7 separate regions of the Mus musculus genome follow, and all the other regions are linked to region 1. Evidence: chromatin loops called from intact Hi-C (ENCODE). Cell type or tissue: heart. All regions are shown on one strand. Region 1 holds the start of Ppp3r1 (protein phosphatase 3, regulatory subunit B, alpha isoform (calcineurin B, type I)). Region 2 holds the start of Fbxo48 (F-box protein 48). Region 3 has its middle 31 kb from the start of Cnrip1. Region 4 holds the start of C1d (C1D nuclear receptor co-repressor). Region 5 overlaps Plek (pleckstrin). Region 6 holds the start of Sec61g (SEC61, gamma subunit). Region 7 holds the start of Cnrip1 (cannabinoid receptor interacting protein 1).

Region 1 (4,000 bases):
CAGCTGATAAACTGCTTGGCACACAAACATTGGGGCCCAAGTTCTGATCTCCCCCAAATTCATGTAAAAAGCCAGATGGAGCAGAGCACACCTGTAGTGTCAGTGCTGGGATGCAGAGGCAGGAGGGTCCTAGAGTTCACTGGACGGCATAGATCAAACAGGTTCAGTGAGGGAGCCTGCCTCAAAAACAAAACAAGGTGTTGAGCGCCTGAGGAAGGCACCCAACACCCACCTCTGACCTCTACAAGGCTGTGAATGAGCATACATGCAGACATATGCACATGCAGACACATGCACAAGCAGACACATACATCCAAGTGTGCATGAATACAGACAACTCCATAAGAGATTTAATACCATTTAAATTAATCAGAAAATAAATTAAAACTACAAAATCCATTATGAAAATCTAACAATTCTGTGGTATCTACTAAGAATTAGCTATTCTTAAGGTAATGAATTTTTCCAGAAATGCAGGCTTAGCTTGGAAAATTACCCAGATCACCATGAAGCCCAACATATTTTCAGTTAATCAATGTTCCATATGGCTAAACCAAGTTATTCACATGGTCTTGATACTTCCAAACCAATATGGTATGGATCACACCAAGACTGTCCCTATGTCAGGGCAGAATTGGAAAGACGGAGAATGGCAAATGTGAACTGGGAAAGTTTTAAAGGAAGCCAGAGAAAAAAACAAAACCAAACACACACACACACACACAAAACCCAAGAAAATAATAATGACCCATCAGATATTATAAAATGAATCTTAAAATATTGGGACTGACTAGGAAATAGTCACAAAAAGATAAGGAATTTAAGGGTCAGTGGGCTGTCCAATGGTGGTGGTGCATGCCCCTTTAGTCCCAGCACTCATAAGGCAAGGGCAAGCAGATGTATGTAAGTTCAAAGCCAACCTGGCCCAGGACAGTCAGTGCTACACAGAGAAACCATGTCTCAATAAACAACAACAAAAAAAGTCAATGGTCTGAGGGAACAGCCTTGGGAAAGAACATGCAACACAGATGCCTAATTTTTAGTACCATCAGTACAAATTAGAATAAGGAGAGAGAGAGAGAGAGAGAGAGAGAGAGAGAGAGAGCGCAAGAGCGAGAGCTAGAGAGAGCAAGAGAGAGCGAGCGCAAGCGAGCGCACACCACACTTACAGAAACTAGGTTTGGTTCCTGGCACCTATGTGAAATCCAAAACTACATGTAACTCAGAATCCAGGGAATCTAAGCTCTCTTCTGGTCTCCTAAAGCACCTGCACTCTTGTCCACACACCCTTCCCCCATATATACATAGTTAAAATTAATTTTTTTTCAAAAAAAAAAAATCACTGCAATAGACCCCGATCTTCAAATAAACACGTACAAAGTTCCATTAAGGCCCAAAGCTGTCAGCTCCCAAATTCCGTTACATTTCGTAGCTTCGGTTACTGTGTTGCTACAAAATATCCCAGTTTGGCAGGTTTGTAGATGATACAAGAATAAACTTCTTAACTGCCCTGAGGTACCCATCTGAAGTATAAGCTTGAGGATGGAAGAGAGGTCTATTTTGAACTTGGCCTCTTCATCAGTTACTCTGATATAAGGGGATGGTATACATCGCAAGAGCTGAAACTGAAGCAGGCCAGCCAATGAGCTCCAGAGAAAAACAGCCTCAAAACAAACAAAAAAATATTAAGTGCCATTCCTAACTTCAAAGTATTACAACTCTATTGTGAACAGACACGATCTTTTTAAATGCTCTTCAATGGTGTAGAAAAGGCTAAGTTTTATAACCTTCAAGGAGCCAAATCATCTGAACAGCTTCCTAAATAAAGGAAAAAAAAAATCCTCTACATTCCAAAATCATGAACCACTTTAATAAAGCTGCCCCTCTAGTGGGTCTTAACGATGCCAGTAAACCCGATATTTCAAATAAAAGCTGACTTACTCGAATATTTAACCTCAGTTTCTCTGACCACCACCACCTAATCGGTTTTCAACTGCAGTAAACAATGCACATTTGAAGCACTTAAATCTTACATGCGAGGGGGTATTGTACAATTAAAGAGTCTAAGTATCACAAATCCGCCTGAAATTCTTTGATATGTACTGAAAAGATGTTTACAGTAAGTGTCACAATCCCGTATCCTGTTTAACTAAATGACATATAACTCGCAGTGCAGCTATGTTTGTCTGTGAACACAATTCTTGATTGCAAAGACGAAACGGAGGCCCAGTGAAGCTACAGAACCAGTAAGGTAACAAGCTAAAGGCGTCATAGATTTCTTGGCTATGGTGACAGGCAGGAGGCACACCCCTAGCGTCAGCCAGAAATACTACATGGTGAATTCCACCTACGGATTAATAGGAAAGTAAGGAAGGGAAAATTTAAATCGCCATCGTTCAAAAACAACTACCACAAGCACCGGAAAAACAGAAATAAAAATACTAAGAAAATATTAACAAACCAATATGAGCATTTCTCTAGGCCCGGTGTCTTAGCTAATATACACGCTGGCCCTTTCATGTTCACCAACGCAGAGAAAAGCGGCCTCGGGAAAAAAAAAAATCCCCTACGGTTGCAAACAGCAGAGAGATAAATGCGAAAACGAGCGAAGAAGGCAAGAAAGTGGAAGGATCCCTGCCAAGGCTCGCTGCTGGAAAATGCGGAGTGAGTGGGAGGAAGCACAACTCTGGAGAAGTGGGTCTTACATAAAGCGCCATTTGCCGCACACTATCATTTCCACCGGATTTCAGAAAACCCAACCTGGAAACCCATCTGGGGGCGGAAAGTGGGTTTCACGTGGAGGAGGGTAGCGAGGGCGCAGCCCCCCGGGACCGGGGTTCAGAAAAGGCCGAACGAGCCAGACAGGCGACGGGGCCGGGGTTGCGCGGAGGCCCACGGGCTTAGGAGCCCGGGGGCGGCGGCTCTGTGGGCGCCCGGAGGCCCAGGGTCGTGCGGAGGGCGGGGGCGGCGAATCTCGGGGAGCGCGGAGACGTCCGGCGTTTGCAGGGGGCCGGGGGGCGCGCGGAGGCCCGGAGGAGGCGCGCAGGGGCTGGGGGGCTTGCAAGGGCCTTGCAGCGGCCCGGGAGCGCGCAGAGCCGGGGGCCGCGCAAGTAGCCGAGGACTTGAAACCCAGCACCTGCACCCTCCAGGCCTCTGGAATTTTCTATCCGAGAGGACGCCCCGGGCCCTCCCTCGCGCGACCGGGGAACCGAGGTCTCACCATCTTGCTCGGCGGGCGGCGCTGGCGGCGGCTGTAGGATCCTCGGGACGCGGCGACGGCGGCTTTGCTGTCCGGCGCCGGGCGGGGTGCAACGGGGCCTGGGCCCGGAGCGAGGCGGGCGGAGTCCCGGTTGGAGATGCGTCGGCGGGAGGAGAGGGTTGCAGCCTCACGCTCACAGGCGGCCCCGACTCGTTGCAGCGGCTCGCGCTGACCGCAACCTCAAGGCACGGAACAGGGCGCGCAGAGGGCGGAGCGAGCGCGGGGCGGGGCGGGGCGGAGCCTGCGGGAGGCTGACATCCGGGAACCCGCGCCCTGCCGTGCACACGCTCTCCAACCGGATTGCTCGCAGAGCCCCGCTAGCGCTCCGCCAGCGCTTTTTGCGTACCGTGCGCCGGGGGACATGGAGATGGGGGGGCAGACGTCTTGACGTTGGGAGAGCCGCGCTTCCTGTCATGTGACCGAAGGAAGGCCGGCAGGAGGAAGACTCCTGGGAGGAGAAAATGGGGAGAATGACAGGACCTGCCACAGGGCTGTGTCGCTCTTGGGGGGTGACACCATGTCACTATGGCGAGGCACGGGCAAGTCTACACTGTGGAGTCAAGCGCGCAGTTGGAAAAATAGGAGAAGCAAAGCTAGCTGCAGCTTAGGTCCTGGGAGCCACTGACAAGAGTGGGGGATTGCTTCCCACTCCAACAGACACTACCTCTAGGTTGCCCTGCAGCTGGTGCAGAAAGAAGCCTTTAAGAGAAATACTACGAGACAGACTGCCCTGTTGTCCAT
Region 2 (4,000 bases), 210 kb after region 1:
CAAGGGCAGTAGTTCAACAAAGTTACGTTGACTCTCTTCTTTTCCCCTTTCAGCATCCGCGGAATTCAATTCTGTACCAGGAATTTTGAAATTATTGTTCTTCTTGGAGGTTTTCTTCATTGTTTACCAATTGTCTTCATATGCAACCTACAGGGCAGAGTTAAATATACTCAGCCTCTTCAGACCAAAATGTGCATCCTCCTCGGAGTCAGATAGTTTATGAATGATTTAAAGAACTTTACATTTCTTGACTTCAGCCTCTTAATCTGCAAGGACGAATCCATGCCGTGTCTCGTGTGTGTTTCTTGAAGACTGCCAGGTGGCGTGCGTAAAAACAAGTGGCCAACATCTGACCTGTATATGGGAGACCATGAACACATTCCCTTCACTTTGAACACTAGTTCTTGGCAAGTATCATGGTTTCTACATGTTTTGTTTCTTGCTGTTCTAGAAGAACATTATCTTTAAAAAAAGGGGGGGGGAATGATTCTCCACATCAAACATTTGCTGAGTTTAGTAATAATGACTACTTTAGTGTTTATTAAAAGTCTCTATGTGAACTGATGCTTTACCATTGGTTTCCTCACCTTCGAGCTAACAGAGTCACAAACCTGCTGGTCCTTTAGTAATCTGTATAAGAACTACTTAACCGTTTGGATGTAGTGGACAAGTGCATACTCTTGACATCAGTTTACCCAAAATAGTCCAGGATGAAGTCCTGACCATAATTATGGAGTCTCATATATTCAATTACACTTCAAGAGTGGTGTCTTAGAAATCAATCTATCTTATGTGCCTAATTATGAGCTAAGGATCACTGTCCCCAAATCTATTACTGAGTGACAAGTACAATCTAAGTAGTTCATAATTCAGCTAGGAATAGTATATAGCTATAGATGTAAAGCCTTATTCCAGCTAATGTTCTCAAGGACCACAGTGGAAGCTTCTGGAAGCTTCAAGGCTGCACACATCATCCTGGGCCATGTTGCAATATAAGCACAATTTGTGTTTACCTACTTTATAATACTTACAGTTCCTTTTGTGGTGGAGAATCAGGATACAATAGGCATTTGATGTATAGCTAAATATCTCTTCATTCAGTGACTAACAATTCCCTTTTCAGATGCACTACTCGAGTCTTTGTAGTTAGTAACATCATGGTGACTACCTTTGGTTAGGCTGTTTATGATCCAAACTGGTTGTGGTTAGAACTGTAATGTCTGAACTGAACAGGGGCTTCCTTTAGAAATAGAAAATAGAAAGCAACTTGGTGTGCAAAAACAAGACAAAACCCACAAGATCAAGTATTTGCAACGAACCTTCTCCCCTCCTACCACTGGTACAAACTAAAGGCAAAGTGTCATCTTTGAAACTAAGTTTCTATTAGGAGGTTACACTACACTCAGATGTTTGCTGTTTCTCCCAGGCTCTCCCTAGGAATAAAATCTTTCCTTCTGTCAAAGGAATTCCACAAGAGGCAGGAAGTTTTTCAATTGAACATTCTGTGGTGCCTTGGTCATATTCCCAAAAATCTCACTAGGAATCTTCTAAATTATCTCTCTTGAATGCCTCGAAAGCTATTCCTTGTATGTCGCCTCTTTTTGAACCAACCTTGCGGAAATATTGCGTTAGCTTGCGGTCCTCCCACCTCCTTTTCAAAGATCTGCTTCTATGTATGTGTATTGCCGGTTTGCTTGCAAACAAGTCTCAGCACACAGTGCGTGCGCTGCCCGCAGGAGCCAAAAGGGGGGTGGGATCCCCGAAATGGAGTAACAGTCAGTGGCAAGACCCCTCTGTGGACACTGGGAACTAAACCTGGGTCTTTGAGAAGAGCGGTCACTCTGGGCCACCTCCAGCCCCTCCATCCACCGTCCTGTCAAATGTCACTAGGAGTGAGCAAACCGAGAAAGAGCATCGTCGGGCAAGACTAGTTCTCAGGGAGCCCACACCAGTCCTGGCGAGCGCAACCACATCCCTGTGCTGTGAGGACAGGCAGGAGAAGCGACCGACCACAGCTGAGCACGCTGGTCCCTGTGCAGGGAAGGGCAGAGCTGCCTCTCCTACCTAAAGGCGCGGTGCCGGCTCCTCCCGCGATTTCAGTCCTCCGGATTTGAATCTTTTCCGGAAGGCCTTCATGTCCCGCCCTCTCAAGCCTCGCTCCACCCATTTGCATGCGCGGTGCCTTCTGGGATTGGTAGTTTACCCTGCGTTTCATCACCGTAAGGGAAGGAAAGAAAGGAGGCCCAAGTCACTGCAAGGTCCAGCGTCCCCGCTGAGTGACAGCGGGCACATGGGCGGGACTTAAAAGAGCGGGACTTACAAAGGGCGGGACTTACAAAGGGCGGGACTTGCAAAGGGCGGGACTCCCAAAGTGCTTTGGTAGCTAGCGAGGGCTTTGAGACGGCCGAGAGTTTGAGCGCCAAGGCTCTCTCTCCCCAGGGGACTCTGCAACCTGACTAGGTGCTCCTTCCCTGAGGTGTGTGCTCGACAAAGGTTGCTGAAAAAGTTCACGTTGAAATTTTTTTTGATGATAATATCGTGTTACTCATTTCCTTTGTTTCTTAGCATAGTAACATTCCAGGGAGCTGCCCGGGGAAGCTTAACGCTCGATGCGGTATGTATTCTATCTAGTAGCATCTTGCAAAAATATAGTGAAATATCAAGGACTACCGAGACTGCTATATACGATGGAATTGCAAACCTTTCAGCTTATGTGGTTATTAAGTTAGCTGAACATTGTAGTTTTGTTCCCAGAGAAGATATTTGCTAGCATTCAACATTTACCCCTTGCCAGTCTTTCGTGCAGTTCTGTATTTCTCTAAGACTGCTTTTGCATATTACACCCTTACGGCCTTTAGTTTGAACATTCTATATGTCTCTGATTATAAAGATGTTGAAGCTAAGAGATACTTGTTTACTTAGGCCTAATGGCAGAAAGCATCCTGGGGAACTTTCCAGGATGTACATATATATACATAGAAACGCTCAATATCCCCTGTTATGGATTCAAGAAACTGTGACTCCCCTGGGAAGACACATTTAAGAGCGGACTACCTCGTGTATTGAGCTTCTTCACATTCCCAGTTAATGTCTGAAATAAGAAGTCAGAGACTTACCAGAAGGAACAGACCTTGGGGTGAGAGCTGAGGGAAGGGAGCTGCTTTCATAAAAAACACCAATCCGATCAAAGCCATACATCCCACTAGCTGGCATAAGAAAGCCTATAGCTTTCTATAGAAGATATGAGTCAGAAATACAAGGAAAGAGGAAATGGTGTGTGTGTATGTGGTGGTGGTGGTGGGGGGGTGGGGGGAAGGGGGCACCATTTGGTGTGTGCTGGTTGGTTTTTGTCAACTTGACACCTTGGAAGAAGGAACCTCAAATGAGGAATTGTCTCACTCGGACTGGACTGTAGGCAAGTTTATGGTGGCATTTTCTTGATGATAGATCTATGGCGAGCCCAGCCCACTGTGGGCAGTATTGCCGCAGACTATCGCCTTTTTGGGTCTCCTATCTGTGTGGAACGGGTCTCTGGTTGCAGGTGGACAAGGAGTCGGCGAATGACAAACAGAAGCGACAGATGAGATTGTGTAGAATCTGAATGTAATTTGTCAAATCGAGCATCAAACTTTTTATACAGAAGAAAATAGGGAAGTTGGGTGACATACCGGCAAGGTACAAAGAGGTTACTGGATTCTTACACAAAACAGAGGAATGCAAACATGGAAGGACCGGCAGGAACCAGTTGGGATAAAATTCAATGCTAACAACTGGGATCAAAAACATCTCCACCTAAGGCCCACTTAATCTTAGAAGCCAGGGTCAAGGGCTTTGTGCCCTTGCCACAGTTCCTATTCTAGTCTATTGTATAGTCCACCTTCCCCCTAGGCCATTGTAAATACTTGTGTATGGGTGTAACTCAGCTATCCATATTTCTAAGTATCTACTCTGGTTACTTCTTAGATCACAAACTTCCATCTTCCTAGATAATGGTAAATTC
Region 3 (4,000 bases), 78 kb after region 1:
AGGGGCTTCTTGTAACAAAATAAACTTTGCATCTTGTTTTTTAGTCTATTTTTCTGTGAGAAATGGAAACAGGATGTACACAGCCCGTCTCACAAGGATAAGGTGATTGAAAGAAATAGTACAGAGAACATTTGACATGATTCTTGACTTTTACTGAATTGAAATGCTCTGATTCTGTCCTGATTTTGTATTTTATCAAAGAATGGGGTCTTGTCGGTGTGGTGTTGACACCTCCCATTGCAGCACTGGGCCGTGGAGGCAGGGCAATCTGCACTTCCTTTCTCCAGCCCTGAATGAGGACTTAAATGAGGTATTTGGTTCCAGAATCTGAGCTCCCAAGCACTGAACCATGCACGATACATTCATGAAAACAGTGGGTCAGGGTCCTTAAATGAATCTGAACCATGTACATCAGTTTTTATTTGGTATCTGTAGCTACTCCTCGATTTCAGAGAAATTTACATCTCTACTGTAAATGGACATTACTAGTACGCATTTTGACTTACTGTGATATTTGTCTTCTTCTCTGTAAAAAAGAAAAATATTCTGCCTGTAACTAATCTCTATAGATTGTCCTCTTTCCTCTACTTGTTCTGTTTTTAATTTCCTAAGAGCCAGAAACTGGATCAGTGCACATGGCCGAACTGTGTCTAACCTCAGAGTCAAAGGCCATTACAGGGAACAGTCTGTAGTGAACAGATTGTGCCACATCTGTGGCAGAATCTTTCTTTTTGTCATGTTTTGTGTTCCCATGTGTGACCTGTGCACTTTACATGGCTGGATAGATGGCTTCTCAGGAAATGAGCATAAATCCCATGCATTCCTACCCTTGCCCTTGCTTCAGAGTACTTTCATCATCACCCCAATTAAAAGGATGGCCTCATTCCTCAGGCTTCTAGGGAGACAGCCATCTGAGGCTGGAAGTGAAAAGAGTGACTACAACTTGTATAAAAATAACTCTCCCAGGTGGTTGAGGGACAAAGTTACGACTCAGCTACTTGATATAGCTGAGCACTTATATTTTGGAGTAGGAGGAGAACCAGAGAAAAGTAGCCAGAGAGACTGGGCTGGAGTCCAATACTAAGTAGAACAGGAGATGCCAGGAGCACTCATTCAGCAGGGCAGATGAACTGTTAAGATTTCCTATTGCTTCATTTACACCACTCATCCACCTTTCTGAGTCTACCTTGTCTCTGGACCTGCAGGAATCACACACACACACACACACACACACACACACACACACACACCACTTTAAAAACAAAGAGAGGTTCAAGTCATAGATTTTTAAATGATTTTGATAAAACTCTAGACTAGATTAAACTGAGGTGACCGTGAGCTCAGAAGGGGTCTTAGTGGGGCTCACGCCCTGGCTTTTTACCCAGGCTCTTTCAGCACCTCTGTGTGAGGCATATGTGGTTAGACTTGCCACATTTCCTCCAGTCCTGGGTTGACTGGCTTCCAATTGGCAGTGAAGCCTCTTCCCTCAGAAAGCACATATTATTGCAAGCATCATGATACTACATACAAGCTCCAAACAAACTCCAAAGCTCTGCGATCACTTACAGGCTGGACACTACTGTTTCACAAACACAACATTTATAAATCAAAGATTTACAAAGATTTATTTTTATAATATTTATAATATTAATATAATATTTATAAATTTTAATTTTATAATATTTATTTATAAAAATTTATAAATCAAATATTTATAAAGATTTCCATTTTGCCCCTTTTATTGCCTTCAGGTTGCTTCACATTCCAGAGAAAACCCCACCTTTATAAATAGGTCAATGTCTGGCCAATAACTGAAGTTAGACTTTTAAAATATGATAATTAGAAACAGGCTTGTGCTTTCACTTGGCAAATGTAGTAGTTGCTATTATAGTTGAACGTGCTAACTGAGAAATACATTGAGCTCTTTATTAGTCCCAAGCTGGGGAATTGCTGTTCCCTGGTGGCAGCATAGACTCATTGCAGGCTAGCTATTTACTGGTGAAAGAAAGGCTTCCAAATTTAGTTCTGTAATAAATCAACCCTTTATAAATACTTCCATTAACCTTGTGTGCTCTTGGTGTTTTGGGACAGGCTCTGGCTATATGGCACAGGCTGCCTTGAACTTACGATCCTCTTGCTTCATCCTCCCGTGTTCTGGGATTGCAGGTGGGGACCACCATACTCTCATACGAAAGGAAACAAAATCTCAAGCTGAGTTTTCCCCAACATAGTAGGGTGTTTCATGTTCAAGTAAGTGATAATATAGAAGGCAGGATATTATTTTTTAGGAGGAAATTCCTTCTTATGGAATCATGTGCAGTATAGGCTTTGTGCCACGTTCCTTGAAGCCCTGTGAGCAGGCAATGAAGTCTGACTGCTGGTGGTGTACTTGTCTGCTCCCGTATGAGGCCCTCTTGCTATTGTGTTCATTATCTCACCAGTGGAGCAGTTGTCACAAAGTAAGGAACAAAGATAATGACAAACTTATGCTGATTGCTTAGTAGATGTGTAGACACTTTTTTTTTTCCTCAGAAACAACAGTAACTCAATCTCTGGGCGCAACAACTAAAACCTTATCTTGTAAGTCCTATTAAATCTGATTCCTCTGGTGGCAAATCTTGACGGATCCATCATAGTACCAGGAAACTCTGGCAGGTACATCTTGTCTTTATGCTATCCCGTTCCAAAAGCCTCTCTCTCCTCCTCCTCCTCTTCCTCTGTCCAACCTAGAATTCCAGCCTACTCACCCAGCGATTGGCTTCTTTATTCATTAGGGGATTGGTTCACAAGAAGTCATCTGGATATGTGACTCACTCCTTGTCTTCAACCCCTCCCAGGAGAGCAGAATTAGCATATAAATACAAACAGCACCAGGCCCACCCACAACACTTCCCCCTTTCTTTTCTAATAAAAAACAAAACCTTTCTCTCAAATACAAACAGAGAACAACTATTACCATTTTGTAGTTTATAAAGTATAAGATAGACCTAACACCCAGTCCCTCATTTATGTCATTAAGATAGGACATTGTCATCTCTCCTAAATTAAAAGACTTATGATTGTACCTTGACTTATGTCCTGGCTTTAGATTGTATGCCATCTGAAAACCATCCTCTCAGATCTATTCTCTCAATGTTAAATAGCCTGGGCTGGCGATGAGACAATAAGTAGTTTTTCAACCCCTTCAGAAATCTGAAAATGACCAACATTAACTGAAAATATATAGGAAGCCTAACACAGCTTCCAGAGCTGAGATAAACTGTAGAGACAGTTGCCTATCTATACAGCCCCAGTAAGTCAGGAAGTCATGAAGCATTAAATAATATCACGTGCCACATTCTATGGATTTCTGACGTTTTTGAAAACTAAGTATCTATGTAAACTAATCTGGACTGTTCTCTGTTACTACTATCAGCTATTTCTAATTAAAATATCTGAAAACACCCTAACTATAAACTCAGAGTCATGAATTTGTTATTTGGCCCTTAACTCACAGACGTAAACATTTCAGATCTTTTTATAATAACAGTTATAGAAGGACTGGGTCTAAGTCCTGTAGTTTAAAATTTTTGTATCAATAGAAGGAATTTATAAAAATGAAAACCTTGATTTTGCATCAAAACAATTCTGTACCAAAATAAGAAAGTATGACATCAACCTAGTAACAATTAAAAATGTTTCTACCAAATGAGATTATGGCTATGCAATCAAGTCTAGCTATTCCTCCGTGTTCCAATTATGACCATTTCTACATTCCCCAGAAAGACAACCTATAATAACCCCCTCTGGCCCCAAAGCCCAGGGAAATGGGTCAACAGCTCTTCATAACTTCTTCAAGCTCAATATGGGTGTTGAGATATTTTGAAGGGTAGGAAAAAGGCCACACCAACGATTGATTTAGTCTTTGATGTCTGTGTCTTGACTGGATCCAGCTGAAAGTCCAGGACATCAGAAGTTCAAGCAGGTCAGTTCAGCATGTCTCACAAGGAGACTCACCAAG
Region 4 (4,000 bases), 97 kb before region 1:
AGATCTCCTGTGTGTGGAGGGTACCAAAACATGGAATCCCCTAGCAGTCTAGCTGGACTGGCTGGAGTCAATGACTCCCAGCTTCAATAAGAAACCCTGCCTCAATAAACAAAGTGGAGAACAATAGAGAAAAACAGCATCGCTGGGCTTCTACGTACACACATAAGCACATACACTCACATGAGAACACACACCTGCATGAAACCACACATAAACACACAAAAATACATGTGCAAAAGTCTAGCAATAAAAATTATATAAATTACAAGGCTGGAGAGATGGCTCAGCAGTTAAGAGCACTTCTCATCTTCCAGAGAACCCAAGCTTGGTTTCCAGCAGCCAGTTTGGGCAGCTCACAACCATCTGTAAGTCCAGCTCCACTGGGTCCTCTGGCCTCTGCTGACACCCACACACATGTGACAAATACACAGAAAGAGACATGAGCACAAACACATGAATAAATAGAAACATTTTAAAGTACATAAATTACAAGGACCTGTTAAGACTGGAGCCACACCAGAATCAACTTCTAATTTAATGCTTACTTCAACATGTTTTCAAAATGAAAGAAAGAAAGCAGCAAAAACTATCTTCTCAAAAATGTGGGGCTTGTTTTTACAATTACCTCTAAAGTAATAATAATACATAAGGTTGTGATGTAGACAAAATAAATATCAATAAAACTCTTAAAGCTATACTCCATTAGTAGAATGCTCAAAGTACTAGTTCATAATATTAGTTATTATTTAAGAAAGTGGAAATAACAAAGAGGTAATCCACTGTAGACTATTCAGAGCCATACATGAAGAGTCAAATGCTTGCAAACAAGTGCTACTGTTTACCCATAGAACTTTTCAAAGTTAAAAACAAGAGAAAACTGCATCCCTATAGGTACCGGAAAGCATCCACAACATCTCTGATTTGGGAATTTCACTTCTATTACTAGAAAACAACAAAAACTGTTCACACTGTCATCTTATCTTGTAACAAAACAATTCAGTCTATCAATTCCACCATCCAGAAGTAGTTTTCTAAAGTTCAATAAGGATAGCTGTCATTTATAAATAAAAACTAACGTTGATACTTAGTTCTGTCTACTCTTAGTCCAAACAGGTTAATAATTACACCACAGACATCTCACCAGGGCAAATACACCTTTTCCAAGCCAAAACTAAATTGTAGTCAACACATTTTAAGTCATTAACGCTATCTTCCAACAGAAATTTGAGCCACGATGAAATTTTCCCAGATGACACTGAAAAATTCCTCTTAATACAATCCGCTACAGCAGAAAGCTGCCGGCCCGGCCCGGTTTCCCACGCCTTTAATCCTAACACCTAAGAGAGGGAGGCTGATCTCGGAGTTCGAGGCCAGCCTGTTCTACAGATCGAGTTCCAGGACAGCCAGGGCTATACTGAGAAACTGTGTCTCGGAAAAGAAAAAGTAAAATTAAGGAAACCCTTGTTTCAAAAGGGCTAACACTGCCACCGCAAGCATTCCGACCTTGGGCGGAACAGGAAGGGCTGCACGCAAAGTTACTTTTTCCACCTTCCATTTTGTCTCCGTTTAGATTTGGAATCAGCTAGAAGCTGATGGCGTTGGGTGTTTTACTTGTCGCTTTTCAACCTCTGAAAGGCAACGTTAACAGTGGCAGCGAAATGAAGACGGTATTGACAGAGAAACTAAAGGCCAAAGCAAAGCCCGAGAGCCGCCACTGCAGGGACTACGCTAGAAGCGAGCAGTCCCGCTCGGCTCCTCCCAGTCGGCCACAGGACGGACGTGATCCCGGGGTGCGGGAAAAGAGACTGTGACGGGAGCACGACAAGCACCCGAACGCGGTTCTGCACAATACCTCAATACCGTGGACGCCTGTCTCCGGGAAATAGGTCGCACGATGATGACGCCATGACACGGCTTCTGCCTGCCGCCCGTGCGTCTCTCCCGGTCGTGCGCGTGCGCACTTCAGTCCCGAGGCTTGCCCCGCCTCTGTCCATCCAGGAGCTAAGTGCAGTGGTCTGTCTGTCTGTCTGTCTGTCTTTCTTTCTTTCTTCTGTCTGTCTGTCTGTCTTTCTTTCTTTCCTTCTTTCCTTCCTTCCTTCCTTCCTCCCTCCCTCCCTCCCCCCTCTCTCTCTTTCTCTTTTTGACACATTTTTTAATTAACTATTTATTTACATTCCAGGCGTTACCCCCCTCCCGGTCCCCCACCCAGTTCCTCACACCATTCTGCTCCCCATCATCTATCTCCCCATCCCCCATTATTGGGGCCTCAAGACCCTTGGGAATTGGACCCATCTTCTCCAACTGAAGCCAGACTAAGCAGACCTCTGCTACATAGGTCCCAGGAGGCTGGGGAATGGGTGGCACTTGGCTCAGCCCATGTATGCTGCCTGGTTGTTGGCTCAGCCTCTGGGAGCCCCCCGGGGTCCGGGTTGGTTGAGACTGCTGATCTTCCTATGGGGTCACCCTCCCCTTCAGCTCCTTCAACCCTTCCTCTAATCCAACCGTAGGGGTCTCTAACCTCAGTCCGACAATGGTTGGGTGTAAGTATCTGCCTCTTTCTCAATCAGCTGTTGGTAGAGCCTCTCAGAGTGGACAGCCATGCTAGGCAAAGAACTTAAAGGTCTCCCGCCAAGGTGGCAAGATTGGAGTCGAAGGCCCTGGCATTTTGTCTAGATTAGGCTTCTTCAAACTGAATGTTCCTTACACCTTTGTCCATTTCTTTGCTTTGATGGAAGTTGGGTCCCTCCGGACCAAACTGTGCACCTCAGATTAATCTTTGGAGGGGCTTCCCTAATATAGTGCCCGATACCTGGTTAGGTGATAGTTATGAAAAATAGTTTCAAAAATTAAATGAGGGTGTGAAGATATGAAAAGTACAAGTTCATATTTTGTGTTGTTTTTGTTTTTGAATGGGTCTCACTGTGTGATATAGCTGACCTTGAATTCAGGATTATCAGTACTAGGGTTACAGGCCGTGCCATCATTCCTAACTGTGTTCGATAGTTTTATGTCAACTTGGCACAGGTCTCCTGAGTGGAAGGAATCTCAATTAAGAAAATGCCCCATAAGGTCAGGTTGTAGGCAGTCCTGCAAGGCATATCATTAGTGATTGACAGGGGAGGGCCCAGCCAATTATGCATGGTGCCATCCTGGACTGGTGGTCCTAGGCTGTCATAAGAAAGTAGGTTGGGCAAGCCATGAGCTCCTGCCTCCAGGTTCCTGTCCTGTTTGAGTCCCTGCCTTTACTTCCTTAGGCAAGAGCGGTAATATGGAAGAGTAAGCCCTAACCCCTTCCTTCCCCAACTTGCTTTTTGGTTATGGTGTTTCCCTGCCACAATAGAAGCCCTAAAACACTAACAAGGTTTTTTTTTTTTTAATATGTATGTATGTATGATGTTTGTTGTTGTTCTTCTTCTTCCTTCTCCTTCTCCTTCTCCTCCTTCTCCTTCTCTTTCTGCTTCTTCCAAACTGTGCCACCATTCCTAACTTACGTTTTTCGCTTTTTTTTTTTTTTTTTTTTTTTGGTTTTTTTGAGACAGGGTTTCTCTGTGTAGCCCTGGCTGTCCTGGAACTCACTTTGTAGACCAGGCTGGCCTCAAACTCAGAAATTCGCCTGCCTCTGCCTCCCGAGTGCTGGGATTAAAGGCGTGTGCCACCACGCCCGGCGTAACTTACGTTTTTTATTTATTTTTTAAATCTCTGTGTGTATGCCTGCAAGTGCATGTGAACATGCCCTACAAAGGCCAATAAAGAGAACTGGATCCCCTGGAGCTAAAACTACAGGGGGCCATGAGCTGCCTGAAAAGGGTGATGGAGACAGAACCTCAATCACAGAAAGAGCAGAAAGCCCTGTTAACCACTGTGCCATCTGCAGTCCCTAGTTCTTTAAATGATAATTTTTAGTATACATAAATCACATTCAATTGTTGTAACAGGATCAAACAGTACAAAAACTACATATCACTCAATAGTAGCAAACATGAAATACTACATGCCTGTG
Region 5 (4,000 bases), 180 kb after region 1:
CAGGCATATCAATAAGATAACAGACATGATTTGAACACTGTCATGGTAGCCACCATCCTCAGAATGCGTCTGAAGTGAGTGAAAGCTGAGGAATCTTCTTGCAGGACAGCTGATGCTGTCAAGAGAGGCTGGACATTTTTTTCTCTCAGTATTCCAACCTAAGGTGGGAAGAAAGAAGGTTGCTTTATTACTAGCCACAGAGGTTTTAAGAAATAATATATAAGCCAGGTATAGTGGCACACATATGTAAACCCAGAGCTTATGGGATCGTGGTAGGAGGATGGTGGTCTAGGAACACAGTGGGACCATGGAAATTAGGAAAGAAAAAGAAGGAAAAAGCAGAAAACAAGGTGATAAAAGGAGGAAAATATTTTCTTGCCTCATATAACTGATAGGAGTTAGACAAATAAAACATTAATCTGTAAACCGAAACACAATCAGAAGTCAAGATAGTGAAATCATGCAGCACTGATTTAAGGGTCAATGTTTGGTTTTTCTTTCACACGCACACACACACACACACACACACTGTGCCATAGTGAGTGACTTTCAAAGCAGAATGAGGAAGTTACATAAATGAAGACATCAATAACCACTTGGTGCCTGTCAGGAGATGGTAAAGAAAGCTAAACAGGAGCTTGGAGCCCATTGCCTATGGACTCTTTGGAGAGTGATGTAAACACCTCTGGCTCCCACCTTTAGGGCAAAAAGAAGACAGGAAGGTAATTGCACAACAGTTCAGATTGTATTCTGCGTTATCTAAATACAGGATTTAAAACCATGCAGAATGTGTTAGGAGAAGTAGAGGAAATGGTAGCGAAAAAAGAAAGTAATGGGGGAAGTTCAAAAAGTTAAGAAGTTGCTTAAAAATAGAGTGAAATTATACCCCCGCTGTGTTTGGCCTAGTTTCAGGACAAAATGAACATAAAATTTAGAAGTCATTGGAGGAAACAAAGCAGGTGGGAGGAAAAACGCACAGGGATGCCACAGGCAAGCCTTAGATATGATGGCACTGCTGGAGCCTGGGGTCAGGCTCAGATGCAAGGTCATGACTTATGTATTCAGTCTCCCTTAGTATCAGCCTCTGTTAGCTAGCATTCCATCACTGTAACAAATGTCTCAAATAAACCAACCTAGAGAGAGAAAGGTTTATTTTGGCTCACAGTTTCCATTAACAGTTGGCTGGCCTCTAGTTTGGGGCTTCCGGTGACTATCTTATAGCATCAGAGAGCAGGCTCTGGTTGTGAGTGTGGCTAGGAATGGAAAATATTCTGAGGCACTCACATCCTCTTCAGGCACATGTTCCCAGCGAGTAGAAGACCTACTTCTAGACCTCTTAGAGATTCTCCTGACTCCTTACAGAGCTACACAGGAGCCCAAGCCTTAGCCACATGAGCCTCTTTGTTGTTAAAATGAAATTGGTGTTGCAGTTAGGACCAATAGAGCAACATGTATGAACTATCTGGCATGTTTGAACACACTACAAACCCTAGCTTCCCTTTCTTGGTCTCTTCTTCCATCGAAGGCATTCACGGTAATCTAAGGTAGTGAGCAATGGTTTTCAATTTTTAAAACTTTATCACAATTGCATAGAATTCTTTGGTTGAACATTTCTATATAAAACTTGCTCAAGACCCCTTGCCCTATAGTTACAGCATATTCAAAGCCCAGCTTACCTGACTTCTGAATCTATATATGCTCTTAAGCTCACTGTCCTGTCATTGATATACTTAGCTCTTCCCAGCTTTTGGTATCTATCTTGTTTCCATAGGAACCCTGGTAACTGTGTTCTGGCTCCGTTCCTATCAGCTACGGCAGCATTTCCTGTTAGCACATAGCCAGCCCTAATTCTGGGTTCTGAGTTTTCTGTGGCCTAAGGGAAACCTCTATGGTCAAATATAGCTAAGCAAAGGGCTCCACCCATGGGCACTGGCTTTGAGGTTTTGGGGGATTTTACTTTGTGATATGTTCTTGCAAACATCTTTTTCCGGGCTGATTAGGATGTATTTATACACACATACACTGGGTACTCTCGTGTCTTAAATTTCCTTCTGTGGATGAGCAGCAAGAAGTTTTCACACATACACAGCAACAATCTGCCATGAGTAAAACCCATGGCTTGTCAACAATCAGAAGACGTTCCCAAACATGTGTGATAAATCAATACATACAAATAACTAAATACATATGTGGAAATTCATCAGCCATTAGGGAAGTGCTAACTGAGTTCACAGCAAGACAGCATCATAGACTTGGGGGTTTGCACAAACCAACATAGAGTGGTATCCTGAGTTTCGACGAGGGAATGCAACACCTGAGCCATTACAATGGTGCAGTTCAATGTACTCTGAAAAGTGCAGTGGTATAGCCACTTTGAACATCAACCTATGGGAAGACTTAAAGCATTAAACAGATACTCTCTACTCCATTCCTTGATCCATATACAAAAGAAATAACAGCATATGTCCATACAGAAGTTTTATGAGTGTTCATCATTTGTAGTTGTCAAGGAAATGACCCAGACATTTAAAAAAAGTATAGTAGTAAAAAAGCAAAGCATCTGTATTCGTACAATGACATACTTCACACAATAAAGGAGTGAACTCTTTGTATGTACAGCATGGGTAAATCACAGAACAAGTAGGCTTGGAGAAAAGATGTATATAATGCCGGGCAGTGATTGCGTTTGCCTTTAATCCCAGCACTTGGGAGGCAGAGGCAGGCGGATTTCTGAGTTCGAGGCCAGCCTGGTCTACAGAGTGAGTTCCAGGACAGCCAGAGCTACACAGAGAAACCCTGTCTCGAAAAAAAATAAAAAGATTTGTATACTGCGTAATTGTAATGACATGAGATTCTAGAAACTGCACACTAATCTATAGTGATAGAAAACTGATCAGTGAGTATCTGGGCATGGGAAAGAGGCTGGAAAGAAGTGGGCAGAAGGAAGCACAAAGGAAGGAGAAAATGTTTGAGAGGGATGAAGACCTCTATCTAGAGGTTGCATTAGTGTCACAGGTATATAAGAGTATCAGCACCTGCTAAGGTGTGCACTGTAGATGCCATGTGTTGTGTGCCAGGAGGCTTTGCACAGTGGAGGCTCTGTATTTGGCTTCAGCATGAGTAGTTGCCTTGTCCACCTTCCATGCCCCACTTGGCATTCTTCTGGGAGTAGTTTGGGGGAAGCCAGAGGCCTATATAGCCCAATCCCTCATCTTTGATGCAGTAGGAAGTATCTGATGATTAGATGTGCACAAACCAGTGCTCTCTCTCTCTCTCCCTCCCTCTCTCTCTCTCTCTCTCTCTCTCTCTCTCTCTCTCTCTCTCTCTCTCTCTCTCTCCATATGTGTGTGTGTGTGTGTGTATTATATGGCCCAGCATCCCCCATTACTTTTATCTTGACAGTCTCCCTAAAGTTGTTGGCTAAGCTACAGAAGTTGACCACATAAGTAATGTATAAAGATATTTAGGATCTCCTTACCTACTAAGGAGTGTACTGTAGTAGGACTGGCTATTCCTTCTACCCAGGAAAGGACACAAAAGAATGTAGAAGGAAGTGGTTTTCTGGGACTATATGTGTGGTTCAGGGGTAAAGTACTTTATATAGAGTGCAGAGGCCTGGGATCAATTGTTGTAATCTCATTAATAGGTCATACTAAGTAATGTGGGAAGAATGGGTAAGGGGAAAGAGAAAGGAAGGGTGACACACATTACCCTACATATTGGAGAAAAAGTGGAACTGTTTGCTGAGGTAGGAAGACGGAGAGATGCAGAGTACTTACTACATCTTACTGAGACTGCCACCTATACGGATTTCCACTGGGACTTCTTACATATGCAGGCCTATCTTGTCTGGTCTAAGTCACTGTTGTTTCTTAAGCAAATATTCATCTGTTTCTCATCATATTTCTATACAGAGGGGTAGCATTTAGGGATGATAGGCTAGTTTTCTTACATATGACATGCTTTGAACTATTTAAGTAGAGGGTAGGTTCAGGGAAAT
Region 6 (4,000 bases), 650 kb after region 1:
AGTGGCTCCTCAGCCTGCGGCCACCTGTGGAACTCAGAACAACCGTGTGAATCATTGAAACCTGAGCAGAAGAATAGAAGAATACTACCAGAACTGTCTAAAAGAAAAGGAGACAGAGTCACATGGCATTCACTGGGCTGAAAACCTGGTGAGAACCAACCAAAGTTTACACAGGGAACTGTCACACAGATGCAAAGCAATGCATACACAGGATCCTAGGAAAAATGCACACATAGACTCTGGAAAAGGACAGGATGAACTCTCAGGGTAACCTGGGTTACTAGGTGGGAGGGTAACTGTCTTAGTCAGGGTTTCTTTTTTTTTTTTTTTTTTTGGTTTTTTGAGACAGGGTTTCTCTTTATAGCTCTGGCTGTCCTGGAGCTCACTTTGTAGACCAGGCTGGCCTCGAACTCAGAAATCCGCCTGCCTCTGCCTCCCGAGTGCTGGGATTAAAGACGTGCGCCACCATGCCCAGCTTTAGTCAGGGTTTCTATTGCTGCACAAACATCATGACCACGAAGCAAGTTGGGGAGGAAAGGGTTTAATCAGCTTGCACTTCCATACTGTTGTTCATCACTGAAGAAGTCAGGACTGGAACTCAAGCAGGTCAGGGAGCAGGAGCTGATGCAGAGGCCATGGAGAGGCCAATCATTCTTATTGATTTGCTTCCCCTGGCTTGCTCAGCTTGCTTTCTCATAGAACACAAGACTACCAGCCCAGAGATGACACCTCCCACAAGGGGCCTTTCCCCCTTGATCACTAATTGAGAAAATACCCCACAGCTGGATCTCATGGAGGCATTTCCTCAACTGAAGCTCCTTTCTCTGTGATTACTCCAGCTGTGTCAAGTTGACACAAAAACCCAGCCAGTAAGTAACCTAATTTGGATAATCCTTCACAGTATGCTAGAAGTTTGTCACCTATATTTAGCTGCCCTGTTTTAGTGGTTTTAAAAATCATATTTTTTTGTTTTACTCAGTTCCACTTCTCCTGAATTCTTATGGATTCTGTGTTTCTTTAAACATCATTAATATATGAATCACTCTCCTGTTTTATCTTTTTGCAGTGTTTAATCCTGGGCTTGAATGTGTATATATATATTTGTTTTGTTTTGAGACGTTTTTCATATAACCCAAGCTGTCCTTCAAATTTCTATGTAGCTAAGGGTGACCTGGAACATCTACACACCTCCTATTCTCAAGTGATAGATTTATAGATGCGTACTTATACTGAAACAACCACGAAAAACATAAGAATGTTATAATACAGTAGCTGCATTAACCCCTTTTATATCCAAAGGCCAAGTTATGCCAGATTGACAGTTGTCACTTCCCAATATATGGCTGCAAGCTGAGTTAAAAAAAGAAACTCTAATTGCTCATTTTGAATATACAAAAACAACTCCTTCAAATAGCAAAGAACTAATGTTTCAAGGTAGTGCTTCATGACACTTGCAAACCTGCTGTATCTTTTTTAGTGATTGGAAGAAAATTTTTATAGGTCTTTTAGATACTAATGGTAGAATTATGGTTTGTGCTCCATATGAAAGCAAAGTATTGTAATCTGTTTCACAGTACTTGCCCGAGGTTGCACGTGAAATGAAGTAAAAACTCTTCAAAGCCTACTGATAGAGCCAATCAAGATTATCCAAGCAACAAATCTTAACTCAGAAATGTCAAATGTATTGCACTCAGAGACTGTTAGTACCAGCAGTACATCTAATTCCTCATTGGGGACAAGAAAGTTCTAGGTAGGCGGTCTTAATTCCCTCTATATTCCCATGAATAATAAGCAGAAAGTCATTTTCCGGGAATGGAGAATAGTTTGAATTAGGTCGTTCATACTGAGATGTTTGTTTCATTTTTGATCAGTGACATTATTTGCATGCGCAGCGGGGAGACTCATAGCTGTAGCGCAGACACTCACTCACTAACTAACTAGCGACACTTCGTGGATTTACGTTGAGGCTGCTGGAGAGGCTGCTGGAGAGGCTGCGCCCGAGACCGGGAGGCGAACAATCGGGAACCAAGATCCCACACCGCCCGCCCGTTCAGCTGGAGAGACCCGAATCGCTCAGGTCGGCCTCTGCTCGGGAAGCCGGGAGAAACACACGTAGCACTGCGCCGGCGTAGTGACGTCTCTGCGTGAAGAGCCAATTGAAAGGAGGAATGGGCGGGCTGTGGGTTGCCAGCTTCCGGTTCCGTTGGGCTCGGTTCTCTCCTGAGCTACGTGTCTCTACGCTCTCAATCCGCCATCCAGTAAGTAAGGATTTTCTCATGAGTGGTAGGTAGGGGAAAGCTGGTCTAGGGTTCATGGCACAAAGGGGCCGCGGGATGGGAGGCCAGGGACACGGAGGGACCAGGGGAGGTGAAGAAACTGGAGGTACGAGCGTCCGGTGGGATGATTGGGGCCGGGATCTAAGTGGGCGCGAGATGAGCGGGCCTGGGGGTCGTGGAGATCAAAGGAACCCCCGGGGAAAGGGGCGGCGAAGGGGCCACGGGCTGGGGTCACGAGGACGTCCTTGATAAGCCTGGAGGCCAGGAGCTGGACCTGGAAGCTGCAGAACTGTGGACAAGTTGGCTGAGCCGGGTCGCTGATGGACAGGTGGACAGAGAGCCATTCATTTATGAAAAGGGCAAAATCCAGGCACAGGTTCTACCTACGTAGCCTCAGATGGAATTAGCCAGTCAAGACCTCTAAGGAGGAGGGTTTCCAAAAGTTCACGAACTCAGAGCTTAGCGTCTGGATCTAGGGTTCAGCCTTCTCCCTGAACATCCCCTGCCTGAACATCCTCACACTGTTGGTGAACTCATTGTCTCTTGTGGCTTCCAGAGCCTGATGCTTTGAACCTCTTGTGAAGTTGTGTTCAGGTGTCGAAATTTAAAGTAAAAGTGTTTGATCAGTAGTCAGCATCGAGAAGTCTTAGTGGACTCGTGCTCTCCTCTAACAGCGAGTGCAGTGGTTGGTCTAGTGGTTTTAGGGCTGTTGGATTTGAAGAACAGCTAAATGAAACACCGAGAAAACAGGCGTCCCTTTGCTTTCTGTATCAGGCTGTGAATTGATTTCTTAGTGTGTACCTTAAGTGGTTCAGCTATTTGTCCACTGTTCACGGCTTAAAACTGGGACCCAGCAGGGCTTCTATTTTCTAGCTAGAGAGTGTAATTATCATCTGACTTCTAAGACCTGGAAATGGAGTACAAATACTGTGGCTCCGTTACCAGTGGCTCTCAGAGTCGTTGTATTCTTAATAGAGTTTCAAAAGAACCTCAAAATATTCAAACCTAAACATTTAGCTGAAGGCTTTGCAGAATCTGAATCTTGCCAATTTTTGTTGTTTGGAATATTCATCTGTCTGCCCACCCCAAGAAATCTACTTTTACTTAAATATATTATATGGGCATGACTTCCAGCAACTTGATTGGAGTGTACTCTTGCCTCCATTTTAGGCTCTTGTTACACCATAGTTGGAACTTGTTGTAGTAGATCCTAAGTTTTCAATAGTTTGAACTTTAAAAAGTAGTATTAAGCGTAACTATTTTTTGGTTTCTTAGCCGGAATAGTTAGATGAATGTAGTTGATAGGAAAGGGGGCTGTTATTGCTTAATCTTGTAATGAGAGAATCCTTTAATGAGTGTATGATCCTTTGCCAGGGAGGATAACAACATTGGTAAGATCAGTGCTCGCTTGTTTGAGTCTCGTGCTTTCTTGTATATCATAAAACCACTCTAAATTTAGGCTTGGAAGAACTTTTTTCTTTATGAACTTGGAAGAGCTTTTTTCTTTATGAATTGAATTCAGGACTGTGCTGCCTCTGTGTATAACTCAATAAGTCCTAATATGTGAGAGAATACTACTGAGTGTGTTGTTTTTGCTTTTATTTTTTAAACAGACAAACATGGATCAGGTAATGCAGTTTGTGGAGCCCAGCCGGCAGTTTGTAAAGGACTCAATTCGGCTGGTTAAAAGATGCACCAAACCCGACAGAAAAGGTAATACTATC
Region 7 (4,000 bases), 110 kb after region 1:
TTCCAACAATTGAAGATTTTCCATCAGGTTTACTGCATTCCAGAAATTCTCAGTGATGTCATCCATTCAGATGAGGAAAAATGTTCTCAGGGCAAAGTCCAGGTATCAACAGGAGACCCATCAGAATATGAACATTAAAGCTCCACCCTGGAAACATAGCACTAGAAACTCTGATGAGCACAACTTGACTATCATTCAACAAGCTCTTCAGCAAATTCTAATAGAAACTCAATCTGGGAGTCGCTGCATTAGAGCACTGAAGAAATCCTTACCACAACTTAAATGTAATTAAAGAAAAACTTACCAGCACCTAATCTGCTTTCAGATTAGCTTGAAATCTAGAAAATTACCCCCAAAGAAAGGGAAAATAAACTGTGAAAGTGAGGGCAACATTCTACAGGGCATAAGAGGGGGGAAAGCCTGGACACAAGTTCGGGGACAACTAGGGACGGTGAGGACAATGGGTACAGGGAGCTGGGAGATGGAGGTGTGTGTGTGTGTGTGTGTGTGTGTGAACACCAGAAACAGTCCAAGTGTGGCTACAAATCTTTATGTGTAGCGAGCTAAATAAAATAAGTTTACTTACTTCAAACTAACTGAAAGTATCTGATTGTTTCAAAGCCTCTTCTTCCCTCGAGTATGTTAGGGTCATAAATGTTGCTTTATTCCTTCTTACAAACTAGACGACACAGTGCTTGAGTGAAAGGTGAGCCAGTAGAGGAGGACCCTGTGACAGTTTCAATTGTTAACTTGACACAATGTAAAATTACTTGGGAAGGGATTCTCAATGAGAATTGTCTCTCCGGGTTAGTCTGTGGTCATATCTGTGTGGGGTTTTTTGATTGTGTTTAATCATGGTTGGAAACCCCATCTAAAAGTGTGCTGCTGGGCTCTAGACAGAATGGAAAGGAAGGAGCAGATGAGCGCTGACCTGCACGCCCCAGTTCACTGCTCTCTGGTCTCGGCTCTGAAAGTTGCAGCTGCCGTGACTTTTTGACATGATGGACTCTAACATCAAAACTGAGGCAAACAAAACCTTTCTTCAGTAAGCTGATTTTGTCAGGGTATTTTATCACAGCCATAGGAAAAGAAACTAAGACCCATATGTGATCTTTTTTTTTTTTTTTTTTTTTTTTTAACTGCCACCATTCTCTTCTACAGTCTTCTTGTGAAGATGCTGTTAACCACCACAGAGATCAACACTAGGCTGACCAGGCTGACTGAAAAATTCAGCCAGGAAAGAAAGAAAAGGCACAGTGTATGAAATCCATAAAGGTGAGCCCAGCACAGGCAGTGCCCTCTAATTTGTGCCTGATGCCTCCGCTGACATTAACCCTGGAAGGGAGAACTGGAGAGCATCCTTCTGGGAACCCAGGGACCATCTGTCCACTGAGATTACTCACTCCTCAGCCTCTCTTCCCACTTCCACTTCCGTATTGTCAGCAGAAGCAGGAGAGATTGCAGGATCCAGCAGAGGAGAGACGGGATTGTGGTTCCTGAAACATTCCATGTCTTTCTACCATCGTCCCCACCCTGTCTACCTATGTTTCTCTGTTGTAGGTAGACTAAAGAGAGATTTACAAGAAATCAAAACAAAGCAAACCCTAAAATACAACAACAGCAGCAAAAGCCTCCAAACCTTGGATTCTTGTCGCAGATTTAAAGGGATTTACTGAAATGGGTGGAAGGAATCAGGAATGTAAGACTACAAGCTCAAGGAGGGGGAGTAGCTTAGGGGCAGGGCGTTCATCTCTTGCCCTCATTCCAGGTCCTGCTGAGCATTCGAGAGACTAGAAGGGCCCAGTGGAGGATAGGGATGCCCTGGAGCCTCCATGCTCCTCCCATACCCGGGATGTTATTGCCCTGCCACCACCCGGCACGCCCCACACTCACTCGACCTGCAGTGTTGTGGGCTTAATCTTCACCTCCACCTTGTAGGAGGAGCCGGTGAGCAGCTTGATTGTGCGGTTCTGGCCAAAACGCTGCCCGTCCACCTTGAAGAAAACAGGGCCGTCGTTGGGCTGGATGCGCAGCGCGATGGAAAGGCGCACGAGTCCGGGTAGGTCCCCCATAGTTGGCAACCGAGACTGGAGTGGTGGACAGTGAAGGCTGGAGAGAGCTGCTGCGGCGCTTTGGGCGGAGGGGACAAGCAGGGAGGAAGAGAGAGCGGATGGATGCAGGCCACAGCTAGGAGCGGTCGCCTCTGTCCACCCCAGATTTTGAGAAGCAGCTGTGGCCCTCCACTACACTCAGAAAAGGAGCCGGCCCAAGAGACAGCATGGAGGCAGCAGGCTGCCCCATCCCCCGCTCCCCACGCAGGGCCCTGCACGCACGCGAGGGCTCGCAGTGACTGGACTGGCAGGCTGCCCCGCAAATCAGCACTGCTGGGGGCTAGAGAGTTAATCTTGTTTACGCACCACAATCCCCTTCAGCAGGACTGACGTTTAGGCTCCTCCTAGAACAGCACCGGATGCGAGGAGGATGGGGCGGAGAGGCCCTGGGACCAAGATTAATTGCTACAACAAGGAGCTGAGACCCCAGAGTCTAGGCCCTAAGGGATGTAGATTCACTTTCTGGAGGGTTTGAGCTGAGGTTTGGTGTGAAGTGACTGAGAGGGGAAGTGGAGGCAAGTGGCAGGAAACGGGGTAGGAAACTGCTAGCTAATGATTTAAATTTCAGGAAATGAGTGCATCCTACTGAGAGCAAGGACAAATGGCCCCGAAGGCAGAGCTCATCTCACGTGGAGTGGAAATTACACTAGATTAGGTGGAGATAGAAAGACAGATGCGGTTAGGGAGAAAGGGGGAGCAGGGACAGGTTGAGAGAGTCCTATTTTCATTTTCATTATACATATCTTGGCTTAGAATTGACACTATAATCAATCATATATATATATATATACACACACACACACACAAATCTGGAAGGGTGAGTCTGACCAACTCTGTAAAAAGTAAGGTAGTCTGGTGAGTTAGGTGTAGTGACAATGTCTAAGAAGGATGAGTCAAAGAACTACTGCAGAACATTTCATATGACAGTGCAGAGTCTGCGCTTGCACGCTACATATGATTTTGAAAGGCTTTCTCATAGATGGTGGTTGACAGTTGAAGATGCCAAGCAGCAAAGGGAGACTAGGTGCATGGAAATGAGTTCCTGACGGAGAAAAATGAGTTCCTTCTTCAGCACCACACAGGTGGATAGTACCATAGGCTCCACCTCATACCTGGGAAATGCAGGATACAATTGATGCCTCCCATTGGGACAGATGCGGTTGTTTGCAACTTTGTACTTACACAGGTTAGGCTACTTTTATTTAGTTAATAAGCTATATATATATATGTATAAAAATGATTCTGAGGTATTGGTGTTTATTGTAACTGTTAGCAAAAAAATCAAAACAAAACCTAAATGGACTGCCAATCTATGAATGGTTGAAAAAAGACCCAGCAGCATAAAGAATGGTTGAATGAATTCTCACATATCGAAACTACAGTTGCTATACAACTATTTTAAAGGTGCATCATATTTTACATTGTCTAACCCATGCTCAGACTTAATTACAAGCATGATGAGCAGTGGAAACACAGGATTTGAAACACAAGGGTGGGTTTTTTCTCTATTTTACGTATTACTAAATCTTCAACATGCACAAAACATCACCTGGAACATCAGACATGTCCCCAAAATGTTGAGAGACTTGAATTATTGCTGTGTTTTAACTATGGTCATATGTGAATTCTTCCACATCTAAAAGTATTTAGATTCATAATGATTCACCTATGGTGAGTGCAAAGAGGTGCAAACCTAATTGTAAATAATGTCTATATAGTTTTATCATTTATTTTGAATCTTGGGAGCAACCTTTAACTTAAAAGAAAAGTCCTAGGGCAGACTAGCTATAATCTTGAGGAAGATGGAGAAGAGAAAGAAAATCTATGCTGTTTAAGTTAAGATCCTTTGAGGTCAGCCATGTAGCTTCATAAGTGGTGAGGGGAGCATG

What was found. Hi-C counts contacts between places; a loop is a spot of excess contacts. Peaks named below come from ENCODE experiments on the same cell type or tissue, not always from the same donor. Only the 100,000 strongest peaks of a DNase experiment are listed, where the experiment ranks them.
Region 2: it touches region 1 in a loop (6-fold over the local background); 8 of 42 quality-filtered maps call a loop at or near these places.
Region 3: it touches region 1 in a loop (4-fold over the local background); 6 of 42 quality-filtered maps call a loop at or near these places.
Region 4: a loop joins it to region 1, with 3 times the contacts of the local background. A loop is called at or near these places in 11 of 42 quality-filtered maps.
Region 5: a loop joins it to region 1, with 2.2 times the contacts of the local background. A loop is called at or near these places in 3 of 42 quality-filtered maps.
Region 6: it touches region 1 in a loop (5-fold over the local background); 5 of 42 quality-filtered maps call a loop at or near these places.
Region 7: it touches region 1 in a loop (2.3-fold over the local background); 4 of 42 quality-filtered maps call a loop at or near these places.

The regions. Positions count from the first base shown.
Region 1 is chr11:17,158,763-17,162,762 of GRCm38, reverse strand. It overlaps Ppp3r1 (protein phosphatase 3, regulatory subunit B, alpha isoform (calcineurin B, type I)), which reads right to left and starts at 3,465. Exons shown (of 6, transcript NM_024459.2): 1 at 3,221-3,465. The coding sequence starts at 3,223. In heart, CTCF peaks have their summits at 2,322 and 3,558; DNase peaks (open chromatin) are centred at 2,272, 2,852 and 3,542; H3K4me3 peaks cover 2,199 bases; H3K27ac peaks cover 1,589 bases.
Region 2 is chr11:16,949,496-16,953,495 of GRCm38, reverse strand. It overlaps Fbxo48 (F-box protein 48), which reads right to left and starts at 2,086. Exons shown (of 4, transcript NM_176982.2): 1 at 1,032-2,086; 2 at 243-354; 3 at 1-147. The coding sequence starts at 120. It overlaps Eldr (Egfr long non-coding downstream RNA), which reads left to right and starts at 2,214. Exons shown (of 4, transcript NR_110425.1): 1 at 2,214-2,476; 2 at 2,566-2,614. In heart, no CTCF peak of the experiment used is centred here; a DNase peak (open chromatin) is centred at 2,225; H3K4me3 peaks cover 2,233 bases; H3K27ac peaks cover 2,319 bases.
Region 3 is chr11:17,081,089-17,085,088 of GRCm38, reverse strand. No RefSeq gene overlaps it. Among named protein-coding and RNA genes, the nearest start is that of Cnrip1, 31 kb to the right of the region's middle. In heart, a CTCF peak has its summit at 1,973; no DNase peak of the experiment used is centred here.
Region 4 is chr11:17,255,511-17,259,510 of GRCm38, reverse strand. It overlaps C1d (C1D nuclear receptor co-repressor), which reads right to left and starts at 1,964. Exons shown (of 5, transcript NM_020558.4): 1 at 1,853-1,964. In heart, no CTCF peak of the experiment used is centred here; DNase peaks (open chromatin) are centred at 1,900 and 2,380; H3K4me3 peaks cover 2,352 bases; H3K27ac peaks cover 1,768 bases.
Region 5 is chr11:16,975,054-16,979,053 of GRCm38, reverse strand. All of the region lies in intron 9 of Plek (pleckstrin), which reads left to right. Among named protein-coding and RNA genes, the nearest start is that of Fbxo48, 26 kb to the right of the region's middle. In heart, no CTCF peak of the experiment used is centred here; a DNase peak (open chromatin) is centred at 1,903.
Region 6 is chr11:16,506,362-16,510,361 of GRCm38, reverse strand. Sec61g (SEC61, gamma subunit) reads left to right here and starts at 1,878. Exons shown (of 4, transcript NM_011343.3): 1 at 1,878-2,258; 2 at 3,890-3,989. The coding sequence starts at 2,169. In heart, no CTCF peak of the experiment used is centred here; a DNase peak (open chromatin) is centred at 2,131; H3K4me3 peaks cover 2,438 bases; H3K27ac peaks cover 1,840 bases.
Region 7 is chr11:17,050,242-17,054,241 of GRCm38, reverse strand. Cnrip1 (cannabinoid receptor interacting protein 1) reads right to left here and starts at 2,383. Exons shown (of 3, transcript NM_029861.3): 1 at 1,894-2,383. The coding sequence starts at 2,072. In heart, no CTCF peak of the experiment used is centred here; a DNase peak (open chromatin) is centred at 2,411; H3K4me3 peaks cover 1,445 bases; H3K27ac peaks cover 829 bases.